7 separate regions of the Homo sapiens genome follow, and all the other regions are linked to region 1. The links are chromatin loops, found by intact Hi-C in ENCODE. Cell type or tissue: PC-3. All regions are shown on one strand. Region 1 overlaps DIPK2A (divergent protein kinase domain 2A). Region 2 overlaps LOC105374140 (a long non-coding RNA gene). Region 3 has its middle 580 kb from the start of DIPK2A. Region 4 has its middle 47 kb from the start of SLC9A9. Region 5 has its middle 800 kb from the start of DIPK2A. Region 6 has its middle 84 kb from the start of DIPK2A. Region 7 overlaps LOC105374140 (a long non-coding RNA gene).

What was found. Peaks named below come from ENCODE experiments on the same cell type or tissue, not always from the same donor. Only the 100,000 strongest peaks of a DNase experiment are listed, where the experiment ranks them.
Region 2: it touches region 1 in a loop (4-fold over the local background); 2 of 110 quality-filtered maps call a loop at or near these places.
Region 3: it touches region 1 in a loop (2.8-fold over the local background); 2 of 110 quality-filtered maps call a loop at or near these places.
Region 4: it touches region 1 in a loop (4-fold over the local background); 9 of 110 quality-filtered maps call a loop at or near these places.
Region 5: it touches region 1 in a loop (13-fold over the local background); 32 of 110 quality-filtered maps call a loop at or near these places.
Region 6: it touches region 1 in a loop (3-fold over the local background); 3 of 110 quality-filtered maps call a loop at or near these places.
Region 7: a loop joins it to region 1, with 3 times the contacts of the local background. A loop is called at or near these places in 3 of 110 quality-filtered maps.

The regions. Positions count from the first base shown.
Region 1 is chr3:143,973,644-143,977,643 of GRCh38, reverse strand. The region is part of intron 1 of DIPK2A (divergent protein kinase domain 2A); the gene reads right to left. Among named protein-coding and RNA genes, the nearest start is that of DIPK2A, 3.8 kb to the right of the region's middle. In PC-3, a CTCF peak has its summit at 1,892 (motif pointing left); no DNase peak of the experiment used is centred here; H3K4me3 peaks cover 2,725 bases; H3K27ac peaks cover 2,963 bases.
Region 2 is chr3:144,470,090-144,474,089 of GRCh38, reverse strand. LOC105374140 (a long non-coding RNA gene) reads right to left here. Exons shown (of 8, transcript XR_007096124.1): 6 at 1-3,509. Among named protein-coding and RNA genes, the nearest start is that of DIPK2A, 500 kb to the right of the region's middle. In PC-3, no CTCF peak of the experiment used is centred here; no DNase peak of the experiment used is centred here.
Region 3 is chr3:144,552,727-144,556,726 of GRCh38, reverse strand. No RefSeq gene overlaps it. Among named protein-coding and RNA genes, the nearest start is that of DIPK2A, 580 kb to the right of the region's middle. In PC-3, no CTCF peak of the experiment used is centred here; no DNase peak of the experiment used is centred here.
Region 4 is chr3:143,893,727-143,897,726 of GRCh38, reverse strand. No RefSeq gene overlaps it. Among named protein-coding and RNA genes, the nearest start is that of SLC9A9, 47 kb to the right of the region's middle. In PC-3, a CTCF peak has its summit at 1,706 (motif pointing left); no DNase peak of the experiment used is centred here.
Region 5 is chr3:144,769,087-144,773,086 of GRCh38, reverse strand. No RefSeq gene overlaps it. Among named protein-coding and RNA genes, the nearest start is that of DIPK2A, 800 kb to the right of the region's middle. In PC-3, a CTCF peak has its summit at 2,078 (motif pointing right); no DNase peak of the experiment used is centred here.
Region 6 is chr3:144,054,131-144,058,130 of GRCh38, reverse strand. No RefSeq gene overlaps it. Among named protein-coding and RNA genes, the nearest start is that of DIPK2A, 84 kb to the right of the region's middle. In PC-3, no CTCF peak of the experiment used is centred here; a DNase peak (open chromatin) is centred at 2,280.
Region 7 is chr3:144,427,435-144,431,434 of GRCh38, reverse strand. All of the region lies in intron 4 of LOC105374140 (a long non-coding RNA gene), which reads right to left. Among named protein-coding and RNA genes, the nearest start is that of DIPK2A, 460 kb to the right of the region's middle. RefSeq lists enhancers at 1,597-1,676, 1,687-1,766. In PC-3, no CTCF peak of the experiment used is centred here; a DNase peak (open chromatin) is centred at 1,554; H3K27ac peaks cover 1,957 bases.

The DNA.
Region 1 (4,000 bases):
AGACAGTTACTAAAGAAACAGCCAGTAAAGGAGAAGTAGGTGGTTCCTTAAACTGTTGTTTGAAAAGAAACTCCTGAAACAAAGTCTGGAACATCGTTTTGCACACTATTGCCTCACAAGATCCTTGGCTACCCTTAACTCCACATATTTCCCCTTAAAGGAAGGTTTTGGTTTTTGTTTTATTTCATGTGTGTAAAAATTTGGGGGTAGGAAGAAAGGCTTGAAAGAGAGCATCCCACTCCCAATCCCCTTTCAGAAGAGCTTAATTAAACCCACTCGTTAAAGTTCAAAAGAAAACAACAACAACAACAACAACAATAAAAACCAAATTTCTCAAGAGTTTGAAAGCCCCAGAATGTTGGAGCTGAAAAGGATCTAATCCAATAGCTTCATTTTATAAAGAAGGAAGTGAGTCCAATAGTAAAAATCTATCAACTTTTCTAAAGTACCGTTAGCTAAATAATCTTTTGTTTACTTCAAAAACTACATTTTCACCAGTGAACTTAAAAAATATGTTGTTCCCTATATAAATTACTTTTAAAGGCAAAAACAACATTCACTGAAAGTTTTCTACAAAAAATTATATCAAAGTAATAATGGAAAAAAATCAGTATAACTAAAGTATGGTTGATATTCAAAATCACCATTATTTTTAAGGTGATCCATACCCCAAATGAGCTTCAAAACAGCTGATCAAATGCACCAGGCAGTTAAAGTTACCTTTACTTTATTCAATATCTAACATTTATTGAATGCTTACAATTTACCAGATACTACGTGAAGTGCTTTGCATGTATTATATCATTTATAAGAATAGAAAAGCAAGCTTAAAAACCATAGCTTAATGATAGTCATATACTATAAAAATAAAGTAAATCCTATTAAAACCATGATTCAGAAAATTTAAGGCAAATGAAGTTCCACAAATAGTAACATTCCCAGCTCGTCCCCCTAAACAACAAAGAGCTTTCTCCATTTCCTACAAACAAGACCATCTTCACTACTTCCAGGTTATAAAGTCAGAGATTCTGTCTGAACTTCAACAAATCCAGACAGCATCTCTCTCTCTCTCTCTCTCTCTCTCTCTCACACACACACACACACACACACACTCTCCCTTTCTGTAAATTCAATAGGTTAAATACAAATACGATGGAAAATTTATCAACAATAACTTGTGATCTTGCCAATTACTTCAACAACTCAATTTTTGAATACTTCAAGATTCCTATTTACACAATATAAAAGTCAACATAGTTCCTCTCCTCCATTTTTTTTTTCATAGGATTACAGTATACCTGGCACTAAAATACACACATCTTAGTGAAGTAAAAATGTGACGACGAGGAAAGGGTATCAGAGTAGAAGATAAAGGTACTACTAGCATTATCTTGTTGCTTGATGTTTATAAACATTTTTTAGAAGATAATAATTCTATGGGTAAACTGTTGTAAACTAGTGAAACTATCCAACAATAAGAAGAAAGCCATACTCTCATGCCATTTCATATGGGGAAATTTATATCACAAATCTTTACAGCCTTACATAGATAAGGTATGTGTGTAAACATCTTAGACACTTAATGTCTTTCACCTCTCCTTTCAAGGAATAATAGCAACTTCAATTTTTTACTGTTTTTTCAAATCAGAAGAGGTGAGTTTAATGGATTAAATTCGTAAGTATTTTTCAGTTCTTAAACACCTTATCAAAAGAAATTTTTACATGCTTATTTTGAAGCATGCTTACGATACTGGAAGTTTTGTTAAGAATACTTGGATGAAGTCAGTTCAAAGACTTTTTTTTCCCTGAAGTTGTTAATTTTTGGACAATATAAGAAAAATCTAGTTTGTCACCAGCTGTCCAAAAATTCGACAAGTAGCTCCCTCTCCTGGAGGAAAAAAGTGAGTTCCTCTTCAAGCTGTTAAAACACTTGTACTCTTAAAAATATATTTTTTAATACATGAAGCAATAGACAGCCAAATCTGAGTTTTTCTGTATCAATTAATATCCCAGTATTACTGTAAACAGCTATAAACAGTTTTATAAAAACCTGTATAAATACTAAAAATGTAGTTTCCTAGCTAACAAAGGTAATGAACATCATGGTTTGACTTACTGTACAGCAACTTTTGTACTTGATCACAGAATGTTGAGATACCTTTCATTTTGGTGGTTTTATACAATCATCAAACCTCAAGTATATTGTTCAGACTTGTAAATTCACTAGCTTTTTCCAAAGATCAAGTGATTCTACAAAGAAAGCAGCGGCTCTCTGAAAACTCTTACTTAAAAATATCTTCTTCCTCTACTTGCTTGTTAATCAGGTTTTAAAAAAATTACATGCCTATATGACTGGCTGGTACTAAAGACCCCAAAATTATATTACACAGTATGTACTCAGCTATAATTATAATACATATATTAGTATTAGTACTATTCCTGGGAACTGGGTTGTGTAAATTAAAAATGTAATTTACAAACCTCACTCTAAAACGTGGAGACATGTTTCATCACATACTAAAAACAAATTCTTATCCTATGGCCCATGTGTTTACCCACTCAAAGTAGCTGTGTCATTATGTGTCATATATAAGAAAATAATTGTGCTTTTTCAAAAAAGGCTGTTTCATCACTAAAGATGAGAACAGATAAAGAGTAAGTTTGAGGGAAAAGTTAAACAGAAAACAAGATACACGCACACTTGACTATCTCAACTACAAAGTAAACTGAGAATGCCATGAGAAGTTCAAACTTAAAAAAATATAAAACCTTCCTGCACAAAGCACAAATTTACCTTAGTGTAAATCAGATGCCAAAGTTTCTCAAATTCAATGCTATGACTACACTTAAAAAGAACTGGCCACATAATGTTCTTAAAATATCAATTCTACTGTTAGTTGTTACTAATACATCACTATTCAAAATTACCTAAAAAAAAAAAATCTTTCGGTAGGGACGCCAGCATTTTAAGTACAGTAAATGTATATTACTAAGACAGCTCCTTGCTAAATTTCTGGGTCTCAGAGAATTTGTCCGGGTATCTACTTCAGCAAAATGCTAACACGATCTCCAAGAACCAACCTTGCTAATACAAACAAGGTTCTCTTTTAAAGATAGCTTAATGAGAAACTTCAGTTCAAGTGTATGTACATCATAAATACAGGCTAAACCTTTAGAGACTGACTAGTTTGGGAACTACTGAATAAAGAAAATTTCTTCAAGGAAAGTTTAACCAGTTTTATGCATCCATTCAGTTAGGTGATACAGCAGTATTTAAAACACACTCTGACTTTAAAATTAACCCAATACACATAGCCTCTGATGTCCTAAAATTTACTAAGACCCACACTAAAGTTTCATCTGAAGCCAAATATTTGTGTTACATTATTTGGCTGAACTAATCAAACGAAGCTGGTTTCTTTTAAAGCTAAAATGGGCAGTGTAGAGCTTGAGAAAAGAAAATAATATAAAGAAATCTGCACTTTCCTATTCATGCATTTTAGAAAAATAAAAAAAAAAAAAACCCTGTACCTCCAGCCCTCAGTGACAGCAACCCAGAAAGAATGTGAAGTATACCAAAATTACTTGTGAACTTTTAAGTCATTTTTTTCTCTTGTCATGGAAAGGAGCACGGTAACTTTTCCTGCAGACAGAAGGAGAAACCACAACCCCACAGTTGTAATCACTGTTCAAGGACACCGCACTGAAGCTGGGTGGGAATGTGCAGAAACAAGCAAATACTCCGAAAGTAAACAGTGTTTTTGTTTTTTGTTCTCTTTTTGATGTCACCAGTAAAGATTCCATCCTATTCCCCTAAAAGGCACATTACTTTTCAAAACAGTCAGACGAGAGCAAACAACGCAACTGGCGAAAGGCAAGAATCTCCTTCCCTGATACTCGCCCTGGCCTAATATTTCATCTCCCTTCAACTAGATTACCAGATGAATAGGGCAGGTCACAGGATCAGGATGAAAACGTCTGTCTGGCCTTAAGCCCTCCC
Region 2 (4,000 bases), 500 kb before region 1:
CACCTTTTCACTGCAAATCAATTTAGGTATATGCTAATTGTACTCATGGTTTGTTCATTCAATAAGCTTCCTGTTCAGTATGGAAGATAAGAAAATTCAAATAAGAATAAATTTAAAAGTTACATCCTAAGAGTAAAGCAAATGAGGTTCTATGGCAACCTCCGTTCTTCTAATGACACCATTAATTTACCACATTTCCTTCTTCCTAAAACAGTATTGATTTTCAAGGCATATCATCAAATTGAGAATAGCATTTTGAGGAAATACATTATATTAAAATGTACATATTTAAAAACTACTTAACAGTAACATTCATTTATCCATAAAATTGCATGTCACTTTATTCATCAGTATCAGCATCTAAGCCATGACATAGTCCAAATCTAAAAATTCTTCTGATAAATTTTGACCATCAGTGGGTAAGCATATCATCATAGTGACCAACAGTGCTCACGACCCTAATTTCTTAACATTTTTAGGAGCAACAGTATAATTTAGAAACAAATCAGGTAATTCTAGAATTTTTTTCTCCATTTACTATTTCGTTAAATTCTAGTTAACTTGTTTGTGTTTATGGCTGAAGTGATAGTCCCCCAGGACTCAAAAATTGGTCAGAGTTTTTATCTAGTTTTGAAAAAACTACAGTGAATTCGAAAAACTTTGGCAATACTACGACCTTCATTATGCTAGATGGCAAAAAACAGGCGATCGTCTAGGTTCACAGTAACTTCTAGTTCTAATGCTCCTTAAGGGGGTTATCTTTTTGTGGACATTTTAAATGACAAATGCAGAACCAAATATAAAATTCAACCACTGCTGATGGTACTAAGGCAAATAACCCTTCTCAAATAGCAGCCTGATGAAACAGAAGTCAGATGAATATACCTTTAATTCTTGACCATGTTACCATAAGCTCAGAAATGACAAGTATAATTTATTTCATGCATAGAAGGCTTTTTGACGTCAATGATGTTTACCAATTTCAGAAACATTGACATTAAAAGTAAGTTGAATTTCTTAGAATTGAATTTCTTAGAATATTTCTGTTTGAATGTGACCCATAACTTCTGATAATTTAATAAAATGACATTCCCTATTTTTATTTGTGCCTTACATGCTGGGCACTTTACACATTATTAATGTACTTAGGATGTTGCTATATTCTGGCCAGTAGTGTTGCACCTCTAATTTCTACTGTTAGTACATGTATAGATCCCCTAGGTAAAATCACTAGAAATATAGTAGACCTCTTAGGGCAATGAAGGAGGCTTAGTCTGAGTTGCTTGTTGTTCATATAAATCAGAAATGTACAAAGTCAAGTAGAAATGTAAAGTACCCAATCAACTAAACTTTGTGTCACTGATATCAACTTTCCAATCCACCTTAAGGTTTAAGTATAAAAGAAGGAAATAAAAGATAAATCAAACATAGGTACATAGGGGCAGGGGATGCCACTACAAAACAAACAAATCAACAAAAAACAATATTACAGGGGAAATTCAGTCCCCGACGAAGATGATAAATCTAAATTCACATTTGTTGTTTGCGGGTAACAAAATAATATCCGAGGTAAAAATTTACATTGGTTATTTGGAAATGGTGTAAGTTCTGCAATAAAAGAAGTGAACTGTTGGTAACCGTTTGGAATACAGTCAGTAATTGAAGCCCCAAAGAATTAATTGCTATTAAGAAATAATGATAAAAATAAATTAGAACTTGTGTTCAAACTTAATATTTTAATGTAACCATTGACTTCTATAACATACATATATTCCTTGAATGTGGCTAATATGATGAGGTCCACTCAATCCTATATTGGGAAACTTAGATGACACGAGAGTGAGTTTCTAATACCCTGGCATTGCTCTGAACTGCCAGTTCCTAACCTACCTTAAATCCTACAATTTTTTCCTCATCTCTACAGATTCTTACCACAGGGTTTCTCCCCCAACCCCATTTATGGCTTTGTTTCCGCCTTCAGACTGTAGGATGGATTCACTCCTATGTTCTGGCTTTCCACGACATCTGTACCTTATCATTATTTTGTCTATAGCTGTACAGTCTTCTGCAGCCCCAGGTGAAGATCTGCACATGAGGAACAATCTCAGGATTCTCTGTCTCATTGCAGCCCTCCCTGAGTGTTGTCCTCTTCTGTTTTAGAATGGATCCCTCTAATGAGACCCACATCTATTTACTTAATAGGAGACCACTAGTTTCTACAAAGAATAAAAAAGGATTGAGCGTTAAAAACAAAGAGTATGTTTCTTGAGGAGAGCTCTAAAAACAAACTAAAAGAGCAAGTTTAAATATAATAGGAAAATCCATAGGATAAAAATAAGTTGTTCTTAAAATTTTATGTTTGCTCAATAGTTTCTAAAGTACGATAGCTCTCTATTCATCAGTAAAGACTAACTTCTCCAAATTCTAAAAGCATAAAAAGTGCCAGACTATGAAAGATCTATTCAATTAACTCACATGTACACCATCTGCCACCATCAAATTTACAAAATGCATAAACTCCACAAAACAATTTATAACAATTTATGACAAAATCTTAAATCGTGCATTTAAAAAATAAAATTTATATTTAAGTATGTATACATACAAACATATATTAATATGACTATGTATATATTAACCTAGTATGCACAAATAAGTAAAACAACTACATGTTAACAATTATAAAAAGTATTGTCTTACAGAGCAAATCTTATGCAAATTTAGCAATAATTTAACTGTTAAAATTTCAAATTATTAGAACAAGACAGCTTTCTTTTTTTCTAAAAATTTTTTTTGAAACTTCCGGCATAAGTAATAATCAACCCCAACAGTTTTCAAACAATACTTTTGTTTGAGTCCTGGGCTTCCAAGTTGAAAATGGCAAAATAAGTCTCCAGTAAATAAAATTATCTTCCTTTTTTGAAAACTTTATATTACAAATGCTACTTGCACAATATTAACGTTAATAATCATAGATTTTAATTTCACTAAAAATGATATTTGTAAAAAATGCAAATTTGTGTTAAGAAAGGTTAATCTGGATCATATTTGGGGCAAGATTAACAAAAATAAGGTTGAATATTTTGCCCTGATCTCAAATCCATCCCACAGGATGCAAAATGAATTTGAAATAAAATCAGGCAGTTTTCACAGGCTCAGAGAAACTGAATTCGGCAACTAGTATTACCTACCACTAGTGGCCAAGAGTCCAGATGGATCCTGAAGTTAAATATAGCTTATTCTGAGCTATTAGTGCCAGCTACCAGACAACTGAATATTCTGAGAGATAATCAGCCATTTGTTGAGAACCTCAGGCACATACCTGTGGCTTCAGGAGGTAAAGGAGAAATACATATTTCCAAATATCATCTCATAATTATTTAGCAGCAGGCCTGGAATCACTTGATCGCCTCTTAATTGAGTAAAGTGTTCTTACCAAAATGATCACAGGTCACAATGGGAAAGCATCTACCATCCTTCTTTTCTCAGATTTGTTTCCCATCATATACCTGGAAAATCCAAAAATAGAATATGGAATTTTGCTGCATTTTAAACCAATAGATTAATAACTGGTTATTATAGGCTGGAAGGTTGGAAAAGGGGGATATATATATATATATATATATATATATATATATATATACATACATATACACACACATACACACACACACACATATATATACACATATATATTCACTTGAATGCTCTTGAACTCAAGTCTCAGAGGAAAGAGGCCCACCATGAAGTAGAAAGGGAAGTGAAATTTCATTAATTTGAACAGATCAAAAGGATTATAAAGATACATATTGGAAATAGATCCACAGGAGTAGTTGAGATTTTAGCAGGCTAAGAAGAATGAAATGGCATGTTTATCAGAGGGAATAACAGAGGTAAAGAGCCTATGTTTACGAAATAGCCATTGAGATGCAGGAGGGTAACAATAGCTCTCTTTGATGTTTGAGAATTAGGTGCCAGGCACAGCCAATAGTATACACAG
Region 3 (4,000 bases), 580 kb before region 1:
TGCAAAATTCTGTGGCTGGGATTTGCTGCTGCCCATATTTAAATGACTTTCCTTAGTAGGACATCGACAAGAACCCAGTCTTTAGATAGCTATGTTAGAAATGAGTCACCCTAGCTTTCTCATTGCGGTGACACCAATGCTTGCTTTATTTTTAACATCAGTGGTAGTTTTGTGGGAGAACCATAAGTACTTCATAACGTGGTATTACTCAGTAGATCTTAAAATGCCCTCAGTTCATACAACCTGGTTGCAATAGCCTCCATGAGTTTTCCTTCTATGTGATTTCAGAGTTCTAAAGTCCACTTTTAAAGCTAGATGCTCCCTACACACATTTTCCTCATATGTAACCTTAAAATGGCTATCATTTATTACCCCTGTTCCTATATCAGTGGAGAAATTATGGAACTTGAAAGAAAAAATAAGGTAAGTAAACGTTTGGTTATTTGAGACTGAGAATGTGAGATTTTGAGAGGTCTTTAGGCTTTAGACACATACTCTTAAAAATAAATTTCTGATTTTTGTATCTGTTCTTTCTAGCCCAGAAAGAGTTTGTGTAATTCTTTGGTTCTCCCATTTGTAATTATTTGGTTCTCCCATTGTACCCATAACAGTGTTAGTTCTATACCAGTTCTCAGCAGATAAAAAATTTATTGACAGAGCCTTCTATTAGAATTTAATCTCCAGATATCAGATTCAGATTCCTTTGCAAACTTCTCTGCAAAACACAAAGTTCAATTATTCCTGGTTGCCAAGGAAACAACATGAGACCACAGGACCACTGACTACAGGGTCAGTGTTGTCAAGGCTGGCCACCCTCTGTAAGCATATGGAGTGTCAGAAACCTATGTTCAAATAGAAGTAATTGCATTTGCCATTCTAAGCTATATATAGTTCTATTTGATGAAATTGAAGTTAGAGTAATTGGAATAAAGGCCAAAAGTATCATCTTTAGCCTTCCAGACTTTAATGGTATAAAGCCTGGTGTATTAAGATTTTTACTCAGGCAAGTTTTAATATGGTTTGTCAATCAAATATGAACAAAATACGACACCACTGTTATTTGCTCACAATGAGAAATCTATAGTTCATTGAAAATTAATTACTTAATTAATCAATTAAGCCTTCTGAACTAAACTCCCTCATTTCTATTTTAAATTTTGCATAGGGATGGCCACATAATCAGGCATATTTTGGCACTAGATTTTGGCGATGGCTTTCCTTTTTGAATCTCTAAATAAAATATAATAGACTTCATATTCTGTATGAAAAGAGGTGATTGTTTCTTCCTCCCCATACCATTCCCTCATCCCACTGTTCTTACCCTCACTCCATCACCATAAATGAGCACCACAGTCATGTGGGTTGGACAGTTGTCCCTGTTACAAACATATTTCTTAAAAGTGAAGATAGGCTTGTTTCCTTGGCAACACTACCAGTGAAATGTTCTCCCATGATTTACCTGTTCAAGAGACAGTTAATAGGCAGGACCCAGATTTGAAAGCAGTCATCTGATTTAGAAGGCAACGTGCTAAGTCTCATCTGACAACAAGACTGAATCTGAACTCTGCCTAGACAAACTCCAAATGATGTTTGGGTTAGTGAAGGATACAGAGAACGTTAGATGCAAATATTCAGCATCTTATTTAGCCATGACAGTTATTAGACCACACCGACTTAAATATTTATGCTTCCAGCTGTTTGAATTTAAAATTAAAATGTTCTTTTCCCCTCTCTTGGTGTGGCTGACTCTTCTTTTCAGGCCAAATGCTACCTTCTTAGAAGGCCTTCTGCAGTGTACCTCTCGACTCCCTCACCGTAACCAACACATTTTTCTAAAATTGAATCTTCCCACTTGTGTTACAATGTGTACTACATTTTGTGGTATACATGTCTTTGTTACCATTTACTGTCTTTAACAGTAGATTGTGATTTTAGGCCCTCAAAAAATATGTGTTGAATGAATGAGAAGAGACTGCAATTATTCATCTAAACATAATAAAAAGATAGTAAAATATGTGTTCTTTTCATAATTTTAAGCCTTTTTGTTTAACAATACTAGAAATATTTATATAATCCAACTACTACTTTAACAAAATCAGAGAAAACTTGTAAAATAAGATCATTAATAAATAAAGACAGGAAGTATGCTCCACACATTTACATTATAGAAAAAAATGATCATATACTTCATACATATTTTCTAGTGAAGCATAATGTGCATTTGCTATATTAGTTGCAAATATTCAATTCTATATAACACAAAACAAATGGAATGGATTTGTTTAATGTCTTAAACAAAAACAAAATAAGATGATAGGACGAGGCCAACATAGATAAAGTAAAGCAGAATATCTGAGTGCTAAAGATAGAGGGCCCAACGTGGGGACTAAGTAAGTATACAGGAGATGTATGAGGCTCTCAGTCCTCAAGGGGTCTTAAATTTGACACCCATTGATGAAACTCATTCTGACCACACATGTCAAAACCCCAGGCTTATTGGCAATTTTTATCTGTGGATCAAGTGTGCTTGTTCCTGCATCTATTTGATTATGCTGTGTGTTGTGAAGGTCCCAGTCTTATCTGGAAACATCTATCCATTTCCTTTTTTGATATGGCAATTTTGTCTAACTTCTAAAGGCCCATTTTCCCACATGTTGCCACACCATAAGCAGGAGACAATCAAAAACAAAGAACGAGGTTTAAAATAAGTAAGTAAATATAAAGCAAGTCACTGTGAAGGCCAGCTCATAATTACTGAAGTTCAGAAGAAATGAATAAGCAACAGGGGAACAAACGGCAGAAAGTTCCATTTATATTTTCCAACTCTCCCCACTACAGGCAAGAGAGATGAGCCCTAGGCAACAGGGCTAGAATAGTGAATTCCTTCTTACAATCCAAACTCGAGTGCTTCATGGGTCTTTCCATCTTCATTTTTGCCTATTCTCCTATTGGTATTATATGGGGAAAAGGTAAACAAAACAAAAATTGTAAATAACCTTTTGGCTCTTAGCCCAGACTTCCTGCCTCTGTTTATAGGGATGGTCAGGGATTCTCACACATACACAGCAGTGTAGGCAAGCTTAAGGAGGACATATACATTGTTTAGTGATAAGCCACCCTTTTGAATTCCTTGCCATAGGAATTTAAGTTAGCTGATAATGGGATATCCTAAAAGAAAGCAGACGTCTGTGTCTCCTCTGGGAGCTGTTTGGGATACATGGTTTTGGCTGGGGGGATGGGGGTGGGGAGTCCCAGGAATTAGGATGTACACAGTAGGCAGGAGTTAAACAGGTAACACAAACAAAGGGCTATTCTTCCTAACAACTATAAGTAGCCACAGAGTTTTACTTAATTTCTTGAACTCCCTTCCTGAAGGATGTGCATTCCCAAAGGATGTAATAGGACTCCCCTCAGCTGTATTTAAATACTCTTTTTCACCTCCATCTCAAACTCTACATAGTATAATTTCACACTGTGCAAACATTAATGATCAATTGTTTTCTTAAAACCCCTTCTTTATACATGTACAGCTAAAGAATGTAGGTTTACTATCTCTTTGTTATATCTAAATGTATCTGCTTTCTAGAATACTCTGTTGAATCGGGGATTTATATTTCCATTTGTGATATAGCAAAAAAAAAAAGTGTTTAGAAAACAGCCATGTTGCCACAAATGCACATGCAAACATGTTATAAATACTTACAGAACTTTGGAACATCTTGGAATAAGCCTTGCCTTGGGCCATGAAAAAAACTCAAGCCTAATTATATGCTTGCTCACTCTTTTTAAAAGCTTTACATGCCCCAAATTTTAAATATTTGCTTGGATCTGGAAAGACTCTATAAAAAGCCAAAGTACTTTCTGTGTAAATAGTCAAAACCCAAAGGGGGCCCTTATATGGCTACTCTGTCCACGGCTAGTCAGAAATCTGTTAACAGGAGAACAACAGCCCTAACATTAAACTTGTTTGTAACTGACTTCAGTGCTTAGTAATAATTTC
Region 4 (4,000 bases), 80 kb after region 1:
GTGGAGTGCTTTTGGCATAGCATCCTGCTGACTAGGAATTCTTGTAATATTTGGTGTTCAAAGGTACCACATTTGAATGTGAGTCTTCCTTTATTGGACAGTGTAATTGCTTCAGACAAGGGCACATTGCCATTTGGTCCATTACAAATATATGTTTTCTTCATTAAAGGATCTTAATGGATTTTTTTCCATGAAACAATTAAGGGAATTACTCTAATACTATTAAAAAGTACGTGGCAATGTCATTTGGAATAAAACATCTTCAATTGATATTTTCTATATTTTATTATCAGACAGGACTGAAGGTTTTTATGGCCCAATATTAACTTTTTGGGAAGGGAAAATATATTTTTTATAAAAGATGCCACTAAAATGTCAATACTTCATTTGTAGAATTAAGAAATGATTTTCATAAGTAAGACATTAAAAAAGGAATGAAAATAGAAATTATAGGTGCAGTCATAAATAGTCAAGAGAAAAATAACACAAGTTTGAGATTAAAACATAGAAATAAAACCAGCAGTCTGGGTGCTTTGCAGAAATCTGGTCCCACAGATTCTAATAGGATTTTTTTTTTTTAGACGGAGTCTCGCTCTGTCGCCCAGGCTGGAGTGCAGTGGCGCGATCTCTGCTGACTGCTAGCTCCGCCTCTTGGGTTCACGCCATTCTCCTGCCTCAGCCTCCCGAGTAGCTGGGACTACAGGCGGCCGCCACCATGCCCAGACAATTTTTTTGTTTGTTTGTTTTTCTGTTTTGTATTTTCAGTAGAGACGGGGTTTCACCGTGTTAGCTAGGATGGTCTCGGTCTCCTGACCTCGTGATCCGCCTGCCTCGGCTTCCCAAAGCGCTGGGATTACAGGCATGAGCCACACTGCACCCGGCCTATAATAGGATTTTTTTTTTAAAAAAATGACAGGCATTTCTTTCACGGTATTTTGGGTGTGATTTGCTAAAATGGCAAGGGGTGGTTTGTGGTCATTGTTTCTTCAGCTAAGAATAAGTCCACTGGTTGACAGCCAGGATGAGGAAACCTCTTTAGGAAGGCCCAAGTATTCAGGCGGAGGCCCTGCTGACATGCCTTCATCAGAAGTACAGACCAAGTCACAGATCACATCACAGAACCATCATCTATCTGACCTTTGGGATCCATCCCATAAGCTTGGGTGCCAACAATGACTGCCTCTTTCTGAGAGTTCATGATTCAAAAACCAATACAAACCTTTTTACTGGATAATCCTCAGTTTAAAATATGGGTTTTTAAAAAATATTGCAGCTATGTTTTTGAATTTTTTTCTATTTCTCTACAAACATACACACCAAGCATCATTTGTAAAATATGTATAAAATTCAATGAAATACATAAATGACCAAAATTCTAAATGTTCTAGATACATGAGAAGTGAAATAAAAAATCAAAGAAACATGATTAGGAGTAAAATTAGGAATTGTACCCTTAAAAACAAGCTTTTTAAAAGCATAATGTGTAAACATAAAAGTACCTAAATTATAAATTTGCTACTTGTTGAATTATCACATAGGGAACACACATGTTTAATCACCTCCCAGATCATAATATGAAACTTAATGTCTTTTCAGTGATTTTCTAATAATATAAGAAAAGAGTTTGACATATTTTGCAGTCACATTCATTTACATTGTAAGATGGATAAGCAAAATAAAAAATATTGCACTGTGACTGTTAAGAATTTTTTGTACCATGTGCAAAGAGAGACCCCTGCTGGAACTTTTTTTTTTTTTTTTTAATTAGAATGTCTAAACCAACTCAGATGAACTGTATTGTTAAAGAAATGCACAGGTACACCTGAACTTAAAAGTTAAAAAAAAAAAAAAAACACAAAAGAGAAATAGCGATGACTCTGCAAGCTGTAAGATAAAATTTCTGAATACATTTTACCCCAAGACAAAGGAATTTTTTTTTTTTTTTTTTTTTGAGATGGAATCTCGCTCTGTGGCCCAGGCTGGAGTGCAGTGGCACGATCTCGGCTCACTGCAAGCTCCGCCTCCCGAGTTCACGCCATTCTCCTGCCTCAGCCTCCCGAGTAGCTGGGACTATAGGCGCCCGCCGCCACGCCCAGCTAATTTTTGTCTTTTTAGTAGAGTTTCACCGTGTTAGCCAGGATGATCTCAATCTCCTGACCTCGTGATCCGCCCGCCTCGGCCTCCCAAAGTGCTGGGATTACTACAGGCGTGAGCCACCGCGCCCGGCCGACAGAGGAAATTTTTAACCTCTCCACAAGAAAATTTCCACAGCAGGGGAGATTTTGGGGTTTTCTTTGATATGTTTTTCTCTGCTTATTTTCTTTTGATCTCCAAGCTTGAGTAACAATAGGTTCTAGCTGTTATCTGCCTGTCTTGACATATCTGCGGAGGTGGTAATTGACCCCAAAGTGAAAACCAGAGGTTCACAGTCAGATGGATCCATATCACTTACACTTTCTCTACTATGTGACTTGATTTATTCCAAAGTTCAGTACTGCATATTCGCTCTTTACTGGGATTTTCCTGGTGATATATTGGGAGTGTGTGGATGTAAAGGATGGAAACTGGATTTCCAGTCAGTCTCTTGTGGTGAGGTGGGCCAGTGAAGACAACAAGCAAGAGAATCTGGAATTGGAGCAATAAATGCATGGGTGTTGTCCTGCCTGAAGTGGAAAGGTAAAGGCTGGAACAATTCCCTGTCCCAACTCCCAAGCCCTTGTGAAGGTTTTGAGGGTTCCTTAGGCAGAAAATGTGGCATGCCCAGAGGGATTCAGGTGCATAAGACATGGAAATGATAAAACTTTTAGAACCTGAACTGCTCTAATTTTACCTAAAGCTCCCCACAAACCCCACTCCATGCATAGCTTCTCTATGTTTCCTCTCTCAGAAAAATACTACAAAAAAGCCCTCCGCTCCCCACAAACCCAGGATGTTACCATATTCACATCTCCTTCTGCTTCACTTGGACCACCAGTCATCAAATTCTGTTGATCCCCAATTCTTAACATGTTCCGTATCCATTTATTTCGGCTTCTGAAATGCTCTGGGGCTGCTCCGTGAAGTTGTAATTTTTCACCTGGACCACCATGACAGTCTAGGAATTGGTGCCTTGACCTTATCAATTCTTCAAATAGCAGGGATAAAATCATAGCTCTCTTATGATTCAAATATTTCATCTCAGTTCTTTTGAGGTCAAAACTTCTTGGTACAACATAAAAGGCCCGTTCTGATCTGGAAACATCTTAGGGTTTTCGTTCTATCTCTTGGTAGACACTTCCCCACCTTTCTATACTCAGACATTCCTAGCTGCTTGGGGTTTTCTGACAATATCTGCATATGCTCTTCTAACAGGAATACCCTTTGCCTGTTATTTACCATGCCAACTGCTTGTAACTTCCTCCGTTTTGAAGCTTTTATAATCCTTTGCTTCCAACCCGTTGAAAAGAACCATTTCCTCATGCTACAACTATAACCTGTACATACTTGTATGGTCACCCCTTTGCCAGTTTCTTGAACCTATTTATCTACCTGCTGCTTTCTCCAAGCTGGAAGGTAATCTGGGCCACACCTGCTTCTGACTGATATTCTTAGTGCTTAGCCCAGGGTCTGGCCCTAAAAGGAGCTCCTTAAATACTGGTTAAATATGTAGTAAGAGGCTTCAAGGACTGAACCCCAGTGATTCTGAAGGAGTGACTGCTAGAGATGTAGACAATTATTTGTTGTTTTAGCTAAGAAGTAGCCTAAATTTAATTTTGTGAAAAATATATTAATGGCCCTTTTGTTAAGCAAAGGTAAAGACAAATTAAATTTCAGAATGTCCAAGCCAGGACACAAAAAAGCTAAGCTGAGCTACATTAGCAAGTGCAGTAGAGTCTCTTCATTTTTGTCAGAGTGGCATTTTTGCAGAGATTATCATGGCATTCAAGGGGCATCACGCTAGAGATAGGTTGGGATAAGGATATAATGTTCCCCTCCCTTGTGACATGGTCAAAGACACTTA
Region 5 (4,000 bases), 800 kb before region 1:
TATATTGTTTCCAAACTTTCCAAATTCATGAATGTTAATTAAACTAACACTCTAAGGCCATTTTAAATCAAGCCTCTCTTGAAATAAGATTAAAGTCTTAGATATTTCAGTAGTTATATAAATCAGGGTATATTTAAAATTTTATTTGATCATCTGAAATTTAATAAAAATAAATGTTTTGTGAGATAGTTGATGAATGGGGAGAAATCTGACCATTCAAGTCAGCTACAAAATATCTTCATATTCTTTCAGATGAAAAAAGAAGTCCCAGAAGCCTAATTATTGACATGATATCAATTCATTAAGGTATATATTGACAGGTCTTCTCTAGAGAAAAAGACTTAGCAGGATTGATGAAGCATGTTGACACTGAAGAGAGAGATTTGGAAATAAATAAATCCACTGTGCTTTATACAAAAGCTCTTTGCTCATCTATTTTTAGCAGAAATCTTGGGAAGGTATTGTGTGTCTGTGTGCGTGCATGTACATGCATGTGTGCATGCAATTATCAAAAGACTATTCTTGGAATCTTTTGTCCAAGATAGACTGACTAAATAATCATTCATTCTACCACTCTGAACTATTTACATGACTGTTTTTCGTAAACCCAAAGTAAAATAATACAGTGATATGACATTCCATGGGAGGCAAAGTAGGCCATTAACTGCTGCTCTGGCAATTTCTGTTTAACAAGCTCCATTCGCATTATGTTTCTTATTTCTCTCTAATGAATAAAACAAACCACAACATTTCTTTCTACTTGTACTAATTTCAACAGAGTGTACAAAGTCCATACACAGTTCCATGAATACGTGAAATTAGCAAAATTTGGGGCTTACTTAGTATTAGCCAGAAGGGGAATAATTATTGATTTATTTATTGTTGGTCATTCATTCTATGCACAGTTATTGTGAACTTATTTTGTGTCCATATGTCCTAAATGTGTAGGAAATAAACTGGCTAACAGCAAAACCTTCACTTCTAAGTGGGGAATGAAGAGAATATGCTTAAAAATGCTGCACAGGAAGCGTTAGAGGCCCAGAAATTTATGCACAGGGAAAAATAAGTTTTCAAGCAGTGTTCAAACTGGGCAGCCTCTTTTTCTGAAAGCTAGAATTATATACAGTGAAAAAAAATGTTTTTATTCAGTGTAGAAACAGGAAATAGTTTTGCTATCACAAGGTGCAGATTTGTACTCTCACTTTATACCACTAACTTCACTCTTATTACAACAGCATTTTTCTCTTTCTCTTCTCTGCTCCCCTGTCATCACCACCCCTGCAGTGTGGCTCAGTGAAGTACAGACACAGAGAGAATGTAGCCAAAATGAACAGTGAAAGCTGAGCTCAGAAGAAACAGAGAGGGCATTTCTTAGGTCACAGGAAACACATTTTTTGGAACATGTATCCGAGAAAAATGAAGCTTCTTAAATTCCAGTATCTCATATATTGGAGTCATTAAGGATGAGAAAAAAAAGAGACAAAAATAGTGCTGAACAATCTCCACTTAACTAAATTCAGATGTGTGAGTAATTACGCATCAAAATAGCATTCTTTGCAATTTCTGGAGAAAACAATACAAGGAAACCACCATTTGACACACATGGGCATGAAGGATGGAAGGGTTTGGACTTTTTAAACAATTTTATAAGAGACACCATCAGGAAAGAAGTAAAAATGAAAGAGGAAGGATATTACAGAACCTTGAAGAATGTACTCCCTTCTTGCATGCCCCCCACTTCTTGGAGAAAGAGGGAAAAAATAGTGGAGGAGAAAGAACAGGGCAGTCAATAAAGTAGGAAATCAACCAGGATGATGCTATGTCTCTGACACCAAAAGAAGGCAGTTTTGATAAGGAGAGGACAATAAAGTCAGATGCAAAAGAAGGTTCAAGTACATTGAGATCTAAATAACCTCAAGGTCTAGGACTAGGCACAGAGGTCAGCTTAGAAACAATTAGATAAGTGGTAGGTCTTAGAGGGTGAATGATTAATTCAGCCACAGATTGACTAATGAATTTTCATCACAAGTACCCAAAGGAGACTTTTTCTCATAGAATATCATGTCCCTTTTAGGACAGCAGGGGTCACTAACATACACTGGTCATTCATCCTGGACAAGTAGACCCTATGAATGTTCATGATGCAGACATATTCAGATACTGCTACGACTCTGATATTTCTATAATTCTTTAATCATAATTTGAATAATGAAACATATTTGGTTTTCACAAGATGAATGATTTAGTCATTTAGTGTCTCCTAAATTTATTTATCAGAAACCACAAAAAATTGTCAAAGACAGTATATACCCTTCTTAAGTACTGCTAAGTGCTGATTAATGTGGATTGCATTACCAAGCCATTTGATCATAAGTTATGCTGCATTATATGATCCAGATCCATCCTTTTACATACCATAGCTATCTAAATATAGTACATTGCACCAGTGGGCAAACAATGATGTGAATCAAGATCAAATAGGTAATGCCTTCTCTTCATTGTCTTGGGCTACCTTTTAGATGTGCTATAATAACAAGCAGACTCTAGGCATCTGATAGACAGGACAGCTGGGCAGGCGAGTTAGCAATTCTGGCACTATCATATTGCAGGTGCAGGAATAAAATTCTCAAATACTTGAGAACAGTTGCCTATGGGCCAGCTATGAACTTGACCTCATTTCAGATAACAGCTTTTCCTTTTCACCCACAGCACAGCTGAAGTTTAGAATAGAATTTATTTAGCTCAACTTTCAAAAAGAAATTGATTCAGAGCCTACTTTCCTAAGACTCCTTTGAAGAGAAAATGCCATGAGTGTTTTTTCTTGGTGTTTAAAAGGTTTATGAAGAACAAATTATCTAGATAGTTCTTTAGTGAGTGAGAATAAAGTCCATGCTTTTGTTCCTAATATAGCCCTTGTATATTTCAGATACTTTATGTGCTTCATGGAAATTTTTGTTTGGGAATTTTTAAAATTTTGATAAGATGTAGCCCTTGCATTAATGAATGATTTTATGTCTTTGATTATACCACTCACATTTTAATAGAAGTGTATTTTGTCCTGATGGTATTTTCTACTCAGGGAATGATTACATTGAATAATTTTACCTCGAGGTAATACAAAATTTTATTGAGTGGTTACCTTTCCAAAATTAGAAATAAAATAATAAAACATTAACTATATATTTGAGAAACCTGAATAAATTGTCACTTAACTCTGAAGAATAGAAGTTCCTTAAAAATATTTTACCCCAAAGTAGGGCAAATGAGTATTCAATGATTATTAAACCAAAGACTTTACATAATTTACAGAATAAAAATAGTCAGACTAGTATGAGCTACTCAGTCCAGTTCCTGATTAAACTGTATTAAATGGGGATGGCAATAGGAAAACTGATGGCTTTTAAAACACGCCATGACTACCATGACACTGTGGAATGAAAGTAATGTTCCATTAACAGGCATTTTCACTATCCTGTATCTTGTCTTTCCCAACCCTTAGTAAAGTACACAAAGAACACTGACTATTTTAGATAAGAGAGCCCTCAACATCTTACTTTTTATTTCTAATTGGCATAACATCCCTTCTTTATGCACTTGCTAAAACCTATGTCTATATACATACACAGTGAGCCCATCTTACTTGACACCCCCACAAAACACACTTGTACCTTGTATCACTACACATGAATGTCTCATACTGGGTCTAATCATGTTCAAAGTATAAGTCTTTAAGTTAGGAAAAATTAATCCAGCAAATATTTTTAGTCCCAAACTTGTGCAAAGAACTGGGCAAGGATTTGTTTATGTCACTAAGGAATAACTAAGCATAATCCTTGCTTTTAAAGAGATGTTCAGCCAAAAAGAATGTGACACGGGTGCAGGTTATATATCAAGTACAAACTGTTTAAAGAAGGAATGGGATGGGGTTAGGGAAGATCACGATTCTGAGATGTCATAATAAAGAATTTCCATGTGACTTGGCTCTGAGTGGCTGGATAGT
Region 6 (4,000 bases), 80 kb before region 1:
CACTAAACCACCACCAAGTGTTGGCAACCAAGACACAACAAGGATTCAAAGCTAAAGAGGAATTTTAATAGTAGAGCTGGTGTTTTTTGCAAGCTAAATTGTTTATAGGCATTGGGTAGCAAACCAGAGAGTTCTTGTAGGCCTCAAAAGAGGGCCAAATACTGACAGGTGCATTGCCAGTTTCCAAATTACATATCTCAAGTACCACAAGGCCAAAACAGCCCCCACCTCCACTCCTCAACTACCTCTATTCTCCTTGTCCATTTTCACTCTTTTGTTTCCTTTGATAAAGAGCAAAATTTTCTTGGGAGGTTCAGGATGTTAAAAATAAAAAAGCATGCTTCTTCATTATGGTACTTACCACAGGCTGGCTTGTACTATGGTTAATTGTCTTCACTTGAATAACTGGAGAGCAGGACAAGGTCATATTATTATCACTAACATCTAGCAGGGAACCTGATAGAAAATATCAGCTCCCAGCCCGGCGCAGTGGCTCACGCCTGTAATCCCGGCATTTTGGGAGGCCGAGGTGGGTGGATCACGAGGTCAGGAGTTCAACACCAGCCTGGCCAACATGATGAAACCCCATCTCTACTAAATACATAAAAATTAGCCAGGGATGGTGGCGCATGCCTGTAGTCCCAGCTACTCGGGAAGCTGAGGCAGGAGAATTACTTGAACCTGGGAGGCAGAGGCTGCAGTGAGCCAAGATTGCGCCACTGTACTCCAGCCAGGGTAACAGAGAGAGACTCTGTCTCAAAAAAAAAAAAAAAAAAAAAAAAAGAAAAGAAAAAGAAAATATCAGCTCCAAAACTCTGACATGAATCTGACTGATGCAGGCATTTTCTTAATGCTTATTGGCTACTCTCTCTTCTTCATCTATTCGCAATAAACATCTGCTTTGTCTTCTTATCTGGCTCTCCTGCAGCCCTATCAAGAATAGTCTGACTTCTCTCATCAGAATCTGTCATCCCAAAACTGTTTACAAAGTTTACTTTTCATATTGCACTTAAGCTGGCTCTAATTCTGTGTCTTGGTATTGAAAATGATCTTTTAAAACTAGTTTCTCCTTCATATTTAAAAAATTATTCCTGATACAAAATTCTCCTAATCTCATCTAAAACCTAAAAACGATCAAAATTGTCCTAGTGTAGTCAATAACCTTCGTAAGGCTTTATAATGATAAAGACTTCAGCTGTGAATTCTACCTCTAAATTTCCTAGTATTGCAAATTCCTGCCTCTCCATAACCATTATTTAACTCTCACACAGGACATGATTTGGTTCCTAACAAGTATGCTTCTTTTTAGCAGTTCAAAGACACCCTTATCCATAGCAATAGACAAGATTTAATTTCCTTTCTCTCTGCTAAAATAGTTGCTAAGAGAAATGAAGTTGCTGAAAAGTGAATCCGATTTTCCATTTGGGCCATGAATCTGCGTGTTCAAGAGGGCATCCTGAGCATCTATCAGTGACCTTGAGAGATCAGAGAACCTTATTTTGCTTGAACAGGCCCTTGGCAAAAGAAGCACACAAGACCGGTGCTTCTCAACTTTAGAGTGCATATGAATTACATGGGGATACTGTGAAATGCCCATTCTGATTCAGCGGGTCCGAGTCTTACATTTCTAACATGCTCCCAGGTACTACTGATATTGCTGGCCCAGAAAGACCACTCTTTAAATATTTAGGATCCAGATCATGTGCATTTTAAACTCTTCCCCTTGAAACTTTTTCAGTTTTCCTTTTCTCCAAAGCACCCACCCAATTACTACTCCTATTCTACCCACTGCAGTAACCTGCTCAAACCTCCTTCTCATGTACAGTCTACCTTAGTACCTCATTATCTATTTATCTTTTGGATGTATATAGGAACCTACACATATAGGATGCCATGTAGGCTGCAACACTGCAGAAGAAAGCTAGTCCACTGATTCACATGAAGCATTAATAACTGCTTTTTGAGCCATGCTTTATTTTATGAATCTCTAACTGATTTAAAGGCAGTGAGAGAACAATTCTGAAACAAGGGTGGGGGCTTTCTCTGGGCTCTTTAAATCCTTACACATTAAAGCTCCCTAATTTACTTGTGTCTGCTGATTCACTTTTGCTCTTGAATGTTATTATACTAGAAATTTCCATTATTTGGCACCTCTCAAGTTTACCTCCCTTCAGTGACTATGATTCTCCTCATTTTCTCCTAACCCCCAAGTTGAGATGCTGTGACAGCTTACTCAGAAACCGGGACTGTTAAAAATGTTGAAGTGCTTCTGAAATTCTATCAGACTTGACAATATTACAGGTATGAATCAGACACAAAGGAATGTCCAACTTTCAGCTGAAATGAGAATGTCTTTATCTAAATTCCACTAAACCTGGCATCTTTCAGAGAGTTCTCTGACAGAAACAAAAGTTAAACACAGTGTCTGCAAGCCTGCCAAGCTCCCCTTATCAGAATAACCTTCAATTTAGGGCTGGCCTATATCATTGACTTTAGAAAATTACCTGTCATTCCATTTTTGCTTCTTGTGTCATTTAGGTTTTGTTATTGTCAAGTTCAAGTATCATGTACAACTAACATTAGGATTCTCTTTATGGTCATTATTTTAACCTCCATTAACATACATGTCCATGGATGAGAATGAGAAGAGATTCTGAAGTTGACATTTTCAGAGATTGCCTGATCAACTGTTGCTGTACCAACCTGGATGAACCGCCAGCCCCCAAATATGGATGCATTTGTTCCAGGGAAATGTGAGGAAGCACAGCTGAAGGTTTCATGCTTGATAAGCTGAATAAGGGTACCTAATCTCTTTCAGAGGTTGAACTTCAGTAGAAACAGAAAGAACAGGTTTGGTTTAAAAAAAAAAAAAGTGATCCATATCATTAGGCAATGAAAAATAAGATAGTTACCAGAATGGGAATCAGAGAAAAGGAGAATATTTGTCTAGAATTTTCTTCTTAACCCACTAGCAGGATTCTGATTATAGCTCCAAACTTTTCTTCTTTAAACAAAGATTACCTTAATTATCTTAATGATTTTTTTAACTTAGTTTACTTAGAAAAGCATTGATTGCCTTATTTTCCCAATTAGGCAAAACAAAAATAGGCTCTGATTTTGCAACACTAACTGAATGAACTCAGCCACATCCCAGGGTTAGCAGAGCAATGTATTGACAACCACAGACCCAGTGTCTCCACTCCTGAACATCTAAAGGCACATGAAGTGCTTCCTAGCATTTCATGTTTTAGAACTCATCATTTCCTTTTCCATCAGTACAAGAAAAAATAGAGATTAAAAATCTCAGGCTTAAATTTTTGAATTTGAAACCTCCATATTAAACAGCACATAATGGGCAAGATAGAGCAAAGTGAAGGTGCTCCTGTAACTGAGTTGTGAGTCAAAAGCTGACCAGTCCTTTTTTTTTTTTTTTTTTTTTCTGACAGAGTCTCACTCTGTTGCCCAGGCTAGAGTGCACTGGTGTGATCTCAGCTCACTGCAACCTCCGCCTCCTGGGTTCAAGAGATTCTCGTGCCTCAGCCTCCTTAGTAGCTGGAATTACAGGCACCTGCCACCATGCCCAACTAATTTTTGTGTTTTTATTAGAGACAGGATTTCACCATGTTGGCCAGGCTGGTCTCGAACTCCTGATCTCAAGTGATCTGCCTGCCTCGGCCTCCCAAAGTGCTGGAATTACAGGCATGAGCCACCGCACCGGCCTAAAACTGACCAGTCTTAAAAGCTGGCATATTCAGTCTCACAAAACCCTAGTCACCTATGAAACTTTGAGTTATCAAGATGATCCCCAGACAACTCCAAGCCTCTGACTTGAAAGGATCAGGCTGGAAATGATTAGTTATGGAACATCACACAGCAAGCATGTGCTGCAAGTTATATATACCCAACTAACTCCCTAAATCACAGATTTAGAGCTGGAATCCCAGGATGGCGTCATGGTCTCCCACCAGCATCCTCTGTGAGGTGTGAAAAAAGGAAGAAT
Region 7 (4,000 bases), 450 kb before region 1:
CTTCTAGATAACTATGACATACCTTATGGTCTCATGACAGACAAACTTAGAAAATGTTTCACTCTTTCAACATTTTTGTATTTTTGCATGGTTGCCTAGAGCAAACAGTCTCACTTCTAGTATGACTAGACATTGTAGTTTTTATTTCATCACATTTTCAAATTATATCACTTTTGTAATGTCACTTGTATAAGTTCTGTCTCATCCTAATTTCCATCAGTGTCTCATCTCATGTTTTATGAAAAGAATAGCCACTGTCACCTACTCTTCTCTGAATACATTTTCCCTTCATAAAATTTCTATTTTTTTCTTTTGAAATGTTTTCTGGTTGATCTAGGGAAATTACAGCCAGAATCTTGTTGTGAAAGAGCATCATTTTCTAAATCAAAGAAAAAAAATAGTCCTGGAAACAAGATGGAAGATTCTCTCATCCAGAATGAGTGCTGCTGAAGTGAGAGGGACAATTCTGAAGTCTACAAACAGTGAGGCTCCACTTTTTCAGAGGCAGTTCTGATGCTGTGCTCTACAAAGAAAGGTGATTGAATCTCTTCATAAGGACTCATAAATTTCAAGTGTAATCATTCCATCAACGCTAAACTCGCTACCATCTGAATGAATGACAAGAACAGTGAAAAGTCTTCAAACCAAAGATGATCCCTTAAATTAGGAAAAGTTTTGAATATTATTTTCTAGTTAATCATGGTTCCAGACATATTCTCTATAGAGTATTAATTCTAAGCAATGGAAGGAATACTGATACAAATAGTGATAGATTATAGATAGGTAGATAGATAGATAGATGGATAGACAGATGACAGATAGACAGATATCATATATTGAGCCCACATTAACTGCCAGAAACTCTGTTAAATGATGTTTATTTCACTTAATCCTGAAAGTAATCTATAAGTAGAATTTTTATTTACATTTTACAGATAAATAAAATGAGGCTTAGAGAAGAAAAATAGTGGTAGATATTGGGCCAACGACAGGTTTGATTCCAAACCCAATACTCATGAACACTACACAACACTGTTTACTGTTTATTGAGCTGATACTGATGATATTCAATCCTAATAAATACTATCATTCCCATTTTATAAATGTGAACATTTGGCCTTGAGGAGATTAAAAAATTGACATAATAAGTTGCAGAACCAGGATTCAAACACACAGTGGTCTGACCCCAGTGTCAGTGTCTTTTTCACTGTTCTGTGCTCCTGAGTATCAGCAAGACCCTCCAAAATTTTATGAGTTAATCTGATAAAATCAGTTCATAGGAGATGCAATAAAACCAAAAGAAAAAACCACCCTAGGAAGCAGAGTGGCTTCCAGTTTACAAACTGGCTACTATGCAAAATGTTGGTAGTATTAATACGTCAAGCTCAACTACGTAGCTCCCATGGCAGCCAAGTCCCAGTGATGACAGCAGATGTATTAGATTATTATAAGTTGGCACTTCTGCTATTTCAATCATGCAACAAGTTCATCTTGTTTTGACTCATTGCTCACCAAGCAACATTCTGATTTTAATTTGGTTTCCTTTGTGGCTTTCTACAGCAACACTAACTAGTTCCCCTGGTATCTATGACAATTGTATTTCTCATGTTAATTTAATGACTAGGCTACTTAGTGAACAGATCATTTCCGTTTTGAATTTGGTAATATTAGTCTCCTAGAGTCACTTAGTAACTAACCAACTTCTGGTGATGCACTGGAGTGATCAGACCCTGAACTACAAGGATTTACTAAGGTAATGCTATTAGGTGAATTACTCAGGGCCACACCCCAGTTACTGATTGTGAACCCATTATCCCACTGTGATCCCAAAACTACAGCAAAGAAAAAATCAATTTAGTGATCCGTTATTGGTCACTGTGTATATACATACATGAATAAATGTTTTTTCCAATTTCTTTACTACAGTTTGTTTCAGTGTTCCAATGCCAATAAATAAATATTATGTTTGGATTCCCAAAGATAAGTTTCCTTTCAATATTTACATATTAATATTTATAACTAGCACATGTGTGGCTTAATATAATTCATAAGCTATTTTTCTCCTTTATGTTAGCCTATTGAGTTAGGTATATTTTTATATTGTGGTACATGTTTTATACTTACTGTTTTAACTATGGCATATATTATTTTCTCCCATTTCATTCTGAAAATTGTGGGAAAATGAGGATTCTGTTTGGCTTCATTAGCCTTTTTGGAAATATAGCACAACTATATATGGTGTTAAAGAATTAGATTACATTTCAGCACAAGAAAATTTATTTCATCAGGCCTGAGTTCCTAAGGAATGCAAAAATCCCTGCCCACTTGTTCTAAACTATCAAATTAAAAAGGATTAATATTTAATCAAAAGAAATATCATTCTGTATTATTATTAGGTAAAATAATTTTACTTTGCACTTGCTGGTGCTTCCTTTATAAGCCATGAAAATGTTAACTTGATGCTCCACTAAGTGTTTTGAATTATCAAAAATATTTGCCAACTTCATCTTTCTGAAGCTAATTCATCAATAGCCTGAATATTTTTCCAACTAACAAAAATATGCTTATAAAAAGATAACATTCAAGCCATAACCTGAAAATGCCATTTCATTAGAAGTATAGCCAAAAGTAATGTCTACATTCTTAGGCTTGTTTTTTCAAATTTTTTTTATCAGAAATGAGGTCCTATGTATTAGTAGAAATGTACCAAATATAGTATCAAGAATTACACTGTCCAATCAAGCCATTCTGACTTATAAAATGCTGTAAAAACACTCCTTAATATTCAAGAAACATAGACTTTTTAAGGATAATTGAAACTATGTTATGAGTACTTTATATCAAGTCACCATATATCACTGTGTCAGGTGAAATTTTAACTCCATAAAAATAAGAAGTAAAAAAGATTTGAAGTGGATTTTTTTAAAAACTTGAAAGAAATTGTTTTCATTGTCTAAAGATTATACAACTTTTTCCCCTAGCGCAGCAATGTTGAAACTTGATATACATCACAGAAAAATAATAGCAATCACAAGAAATACAATAAATTATAACATGATACAGAAAAATATTGAAAGTTTCTCTCTTGTTCAATGTGGGAACTCTTACTCTACACCTTCTGGTTTGAGCAGTACTTGTAGGCATTCATGGAGTTTATGCAGATAGTAGAATTCCATATGCTTTTCCATGTAAAGTTTAGTATTTCTGAAAAAAAAACAAACAAAAAAAGCCTCCACATTGGTCTTTCCATTCCTCCAGACCTTGAGAAAAATTTCTATGGCAGTGTCAAAATGTTGCTTGGAAGTAACACTTAGCAGATAAGAGCTTTTCTGTGTGTAAAGAAGGTCACAATGTTGAGCATGTCAGCCGTTTTTTTTTTTTTTTTTTTTTTTGAGATGGAGTTTCACTCTTGTTGACCAGGCTGGAGTGCAGTGGCGCGATCTCAGCTCACTGCAGCCTCGCCCTCCCAGGTTTAAGCAATTCTCCTGCCTCAGCCTCTTGAGTAGCTGGGATTACAGGCATGTGCCACCATGCCTGGCTAATTTTGTAGTTTTAGTAGAGACAGGGTTTCCATGTTCGTCAGGCTGGTCTCAAATTCTTGACCTCAGGTGATCCACCCATCTTGGCCTCCCAAAGTGCTGGGATTACAGGCGTGAGCCACCGTGCCCAGCAAGCATGTCAACTCTTATAAAGCCTTCTCAGCAGTGTATAATGTGCAAGTGGTACATTCAGATTGTTTTAAAGAGCAACTAAATCAGCAGGCAAAGCATATTTTTAAAAGAGTGCAGTTTATCTCCCCACTTCACAGGGATTTGGGGTTATAGACAGTAAATTAACTCCCTGAAGAAATGCTTCCCGTTGTGTCATGCATTCCAGATTCCTAAATACCTTCTGCAGACGTTGCAGTTTGCCAACACCTATTTTACTGTGGACTGCCATCTGATCCAACCATCCAACAGTCTGATGAGCCCAGTGCAGTTACTTGTGTGCTTGCTCTATT